2 separate regions of the Homo sapiens genome follow, and region 1 is linked to region 2. The links are chromatin contacts, found by Hi-C or POLR2A ChIA-PET in ENCODE. All regions are on one chromosome and are shown on one strand. The core of a region is the stretch at or near the end of the contact, and the rest is flanking DNA. Distances in the headings are between cores, read along the strand shown. Region 1 overlaps ITGA6 (integrin subunit alpha 6). Region 2 has its middle 70 kb from the start of DLX2-DT.

What was found. Hi-C counts contacts between places; a loop is a spot of excess contacts on that map. ChIA-PET counts read pairs that join two places held with the same protein, here RNA polymerase II (POLR2A). Pooled maps may share reads with other maps.
Region 1: a map of HepG2 shows a loop between it and region 2 (7-fold over the local background). The contact joins two enhancer-like sites. A Hi-C loop is called at or near these places in 14 of 168 maps with a recorded cell type or tissue (CD4-positive, alpha-beta T cell, CD4-positive, alpha-beta memory T cell, CD8-positive, alpha-beta T cell and 8 more) and 17 of 50 pooled maps. POLR2A ChIA-PET finds 5 or more read pairs at or near these places in 4 of 52 experiments (AG04449, T-cell, naive thymus-derived CD4-positive, alpha-beta T cell and 1 more).

What each region holds. Positions count from the first base shown.
Region 1 is chr2:172,479,124-172,481,823 of GRCh38, reverse strand. It overlaps ITGA6 (integrin subunit alpha 6), which reads right to left. Exons shown (of 26, transcript NM_000210.4): 10 at 2,085-2,183; 11 at 1,773-1,834. All of the region lies in intron 3 of PDK1-AS1 (PDK1 and ITGA6 antisense RNA 1), which reads left to right. Among named protein-coding and RNA genes, the nearest start is that of ITGA6-AS1, 14 kb to the right of the region's middle. Within about 2 kb of position 1,283, at least 7 of the 41 ENCODE cell types and tissues checked have a DNase peak (open chromatin) inside an H3K27ac peak, as active enhancers do.
Region 2 is chr2:172,171,265-172,173,964 of GRCh38, reverse strand. No RefSeq gene overlaps it. Among named protein-coding and RNA genes, the nearest start is that of DLX2-DT, 70 kb to the right of the region's middle. Within about 2 kb of position 1,369, at least 4 of the 41 ENCODE cell types and tissues checked have a DNase peak (open chromatin) inside an H3K27ac peak, as active enhancers do.

The DNA.
Region 1 (2,700 bases), core at 34-2,533, 310 kb before region 2:
TCATTAAAAGCCACACAAAGAATTGCTTTCTACACTCGACAAAATGCCGGCTGCATCAAAAAGCAAAGCAAAAGGCCACAGCTCCCCCTGTGCACGAAGTCATAATCCATCCACTCTAAGAATGCTTCGTGCAAGGTCTGCAGGTCCCATGGAGAGACCACACAGCAGGAGACGACCCCACAGAAGGGGAGACGGAGAAACCACCTGCAGACAGCTCGAAATCTGGAAAGATGAAGGCTAACTGAGCTTATGACACTGAGAATCAGGTGAAGGGGGACTTAAAAAAAATTAAAGACAGTACATTTATTTAAACTGTCCCTTTTCATAATTCACTGAACTTTATCACAGGTCAGTATCTTCATTCTGTTGTCTTAGTGGATACATTCATTAGTGTTATATAAAACTTCATATAAAGTTAAAGAAGAATTAGAGTACAGCTAAGAACAGAGCTGTGACGTGTGAGAGGATTCACCATTGCAAACCCTAGTCCTTATGTGGCTATTTTTTCCTGTTTCAAGCAACAACTTTAGGTTATTTGAATTAGGTTATATTCTGGAATATTATAAGGGACATCTTTTTAAATAAAGAAAACTACTACTTTAGATAACAGGGAGAACACTTCAGAGGACTCATTACCTCATAGTATCGTAAAGGCTGACAACCATATGAAAGGACAGAATGACCTTGTTCTTCACAAAGTGTCCCTTGGTGGCAGATACAGTACACTAGAATCCCAAACTGCCAGGACCATGGCCGGACCCGGGTTGAGAATTTCCTCATTCTTTTCACTTCCTCTTTGCAGAAAAGATTTTCTTGGAATTCCTATGCCCCTGGCCTTGACTCTGGAGCCAGGGGTCAGGTGACTCACAGCTGAAGAAGTGTGGCTGCTATTAAAACATGCCAGAGGAGAGCTTACGACGGCCACTATTGTTAAGAGTATCATTAACGGTGTCAAAATTCTTGTCAAAAATCCTGTGTTGCCCCATAAATATATACACCTACTATGTATCCACAAAAATTTAAAAAAATCTTACTTTGAATTACAAAAAAAGGAAGCAGAACAGTATCTAATAAATGACAAAGTGCTTTTCATGTCTTCTCAGTTGATCTCCAGCACAACTGTATGCACTAATGACTACTAGGCATTGTTCTGAACGGACAGGAAAGCAAACTCATATGTTAAGGGACTTGCCCTGTGGGTCAGTCAGTATCAAAGCTGAAACCAGGAGCAGAGACCAGGTCTCTGACCTCTCAGGGCCGGCTTGCAAATTCCCTAGGGGCCTGCTCTTGGGAACACAGGGCGGGTGTTCCGGGAGGGAGGGGCGTGGGGAAGAGAAGGCAGCCTGGCAGTGACTCTGTGCTGTGCTCTGGCTCCTGCCGTTGCCCTTTCACAACCACCAGCCACCACCCACCACCTCACAACCACCAGCCACCACCCACCACCTCACAACCACAAAATCAATTTTCCACACTGCTTTTCAAAGACAGAAATGGAGGAAATGGTTGTGGTAGCAAATAAGTACTTTTCCAAGCCATTCTGTCCTAAACCATCTGCTCTGGAAAACTCAAATGGCGACCAAGTGGAGTTTTTTTCCTCCCTCACGGTGCTGTGCCCTCCTGATTAAAAGGGAGACAAAACATACACTTAATTCTTTACACCAGAATTGACAGACCCATGTTGGCCACTGCAGTTTTATTTTTCTGTGATTTATGCAGAACTTTCAACCTGGCAGACAGAAAGTAGACATATTTTAAAGGTACTAGGTACTTACATATTGAAGGATTATAACCAGCGGGGTTAGCAGTATATTCAAAACAGGATTTAACCTGGAGGCTGAATAAAATCAAACACATATTTCTTAAAAGATCCATTATTGCAGTGGAAAAAACCCAACATGTTCCCTAGCTCTCCAATCCCCCCAATGCCCATTGATGATCAACATGTTATAAAAACACTTGACAGACCCTCTTCCCTTTGCCCAGCACTCCTGTCATCTTCCCTGTGGCTCCTCAGGACAATAGAGTCATCATGAAGTGGAGGTGGGAAACTGAGGGGGATCCCACCAAGACAGAGGGATGCTCACCATATCCCACTAGGCGCCCCACACGCTGTTTTCTGGCGGAGGTCAATTCTGTTAGGAGTTACTGTGATGGTTTTCTGAATATTAATCACAGGCCGGGATCTGAAGACAAAAGGAGTGAAAAACAAGCTCAGCCTCTGTTACCTTGAATGTGAGTCTAATTCACATACTAGAGAGCATCCTTAGCTGCCCAGCACAGCTTAAAAACACAGGAAAAAAAATACACGTGACGTTTTCCCCCATTGCTGAAGAAAATAACTGTTAATAGATATAAATGTATACAATGCAGAGCCTCATTATACAATATTTGTTTAAAAACGTACACACTTATGAGTACATGTGCAACATGTGGGGGTTAAAGTAAATATTTTGTCTCCATTCCCACCCGAACACCCAAGTAGCCTTGTATGTTCTTCCAGACACGTCAGTTAAAATTATCTAAAATTAAATATTAAAATATATGTATAATTTCAACTAAATGGGAACTTAATTGCCATTGTTCTGTATGTGGCTTTTTCTCATCCATTTCAGAGGTCTTGTCCTGTATATACACATAGATCTAGTTCACTGTTTTTCACACCTGATGGCGTTACACTGTATCAGTGTAACATCCTTTATT
Region 2 (2,700 bases), core at 120-2,619:
AGAATAAATTGTACTCACAATTTAAAAGATGAAAACTAGAATGAAATTCTACTTTTAAAGCCTATTTGCTCACCTTGGCAAATATTTTAAAAGTGCGATAAACCTAGTGTGAACAACGAGGGAAATGGGGAGCAGTCACTGATGAGCGTATCAATAGGTACCACCTTTGGTGGTCAATTGGCAAAATCTATAAAATTTTAAATGCAAATATTTTTCAAGGAGACAATTCCACTTCTAGGAATGTATTCTATAGACATGGTTGCACACGTACTCAAAGATATACACACAGATGTTCACTGCAGAATTGTTTGTCATAGCAAAAGACTGGAAACAACCGCCATATCCTTCCATCGTGGCCGATAGAATAATTACGGGGTGCTGGTATAACATACAGAACACCAGGCAGCCATCTAAAAGAATGCCGTACACCCACACATGCTGATGTGAGGTCATCTCCAAGATACATGATAAAGGGGGAGCTGAGGCGGCAGGGCAGATGACCCAGTTTGGGGATGGGGACGCATTTGAAAGGAGATAGCCATATACTTGTGTTCTGGAAGGAATCAAAAGAAAATATTAGCAGTGGCTGCCTGCTCTGAAAGGGGAAGAGGCTTCTGTACTGTTTGAATTTTCTACCATGTGCACTTACTATTTTTTCCATTTTTAGTTAACTAAAAAAAAAAAAGAAAGAAATAGCCATTTAAAGCAAGGTAGAGGGGAGGGAGATTCATGGTACTCTGAGCTCTGCTGTCACAAGGAAAGAGAGTCCACATCCCACCCAAGCACTGAGCAACAATGGAAAGTCAAACGCTGGAGGAGGAAGCAAGGCCAAAAAAATATTTTTTTAATAAAATAAAAAAATTTATGTAGATATAAAGAAAATGATAGCAACGCAACGATAAAGGCATTGGAGTAGCACTTTCCACCAGCATATTGCTAGTCAGAATGAGTGCAGCCCGGCGCGAGGACCACCCGTTTCCGTGACCACGACTGGACCCCTCCCCAGCCCACTATCCTTGGGGTCCGCTCGTTCGTGCCGTCCGAGCCGTCTGTGGGGGCGACCCAGGCCCGGGCGCCTAACTCCCGGCAGCGGGGCGGCAGTTCGCGCTTCCCCAAGGGTGGTGCAGGTCAGCCCCGCAGGCGGGCAAGATCCTAGCCCCGGGACGTGCTGTCGTGTGTGCAAACTTCGCTGCGGTCTGAAAGAGCTGTCGGTCGGTCGGGGCCCCGGAGGCCCCCGGCACGGCTGCAGTTGCGCCCGGGGCTGAACGCGGCGTTGGCTGCAGCGCGCTCCCAAGCCGCCCCGCCCCGGCCCACATTCCTAAGGCCACAGTGCGACCCAGCGGGCCGCGGGGAAACTGCGCCGGACCACGGCCCGCCACCGCCCGAGCCCTCACCTGCAGCCTTCCAGGAAATGTGGCCGCGGGAGCAGCTTCCCTCCTCCTTCCTAAATGGAGAGGGCTGATCTGTTTGCCAAGACAATGTCTAAACCTGACCCTTCCCTCACGCTGTAGAAGAAAATCGAAGTGCTGGAAAGTTCCGGTGGAGGGACTTGGAGGGATAAAATTCAGAATTCCAGACATCTTGTAATTTATGAAGTCAAGGAAGGTCCGTTTCTACCTGAAGAATGACTCTAATGATTTAATAAAATCTATAGACACTAGGCTTATAAGCAGGCTCGACCAAAATGCCACCTGCTTTGTGACGTTGGCCTCTGGCTAAGTGGAAATGTCCCCTGGCTCGCTGGCTTTCGCGGCCATTGTAACAGTCTCTCAGCTCTTACCACGTTCCCTGTGAATTGAATCTGCATGTCATTCCCTTTAGCAGAACCTACAAGCTCCATGAAGCAGAGATCCTATCTTCCTCATCTGTCTTAGGAATAGGCACCAAGACAGAAAGAAACCCTGCAGCAGTTAAGAACAGGAAAGAAAAAAGCAGCAAAGTCACAACAGCAACACTCACTCGCCAATTTTATTTGTCACTTAACAAGTTTATTGGGCTGGGCGCGGTGACTCACATCTAAAATCCCAGCACTTTGGGAGGCTGAGGCCGGTGGATCACCTGAAATCAGGCGTTCGAGAGCAGCCTGGCCAACATAGTGAAACCCTGTCTCTACTAAAAATACAAAAATTAGCCGGGTGTGGTGGTGCGCGCCTGTAATTCCAGCTACTCGCGAGGCTGAGGCACAGGAATCATTTGAACCCGGGAGGCGGAGGTTGCAGTGAGTCAAGATGGCACCACTGCACTCCAGCCTGGGTGACAAAGTAAGAATCTGTCTTAAAAAAAAAAAAAAGTTTATTGAACACCAAATAACCATATATTATGGTGAACCTTGATCCAGTAGACCAGCATTTTTCAATGGATGCCCTCTGCACTTCAGTTTCAGGCCATATTAATACCATATAACTTGAACATCAGGGCACCCTGAACATATGGTGAGCCCACGTGTTGCAAGAGAAAAGTTCCTCAAAAAAAAAAGTTGCGGTTTTAGGAATTCTTTTAGCCAACTTGAAAACATAAATGTTTAGGATATATATGAGTTAAATGTCAGTGTATAGGATTGGATTTATTCATTTGGTTACACATAAAAGCTTAAATCACACATGTGAAATAACACATTGATTTTGAAATAATGCTTTTTTTCTACTCTGACATGTTATGAAGCAATTTTATTTAAACTCTTACCTGAGTTTTTCAATATCT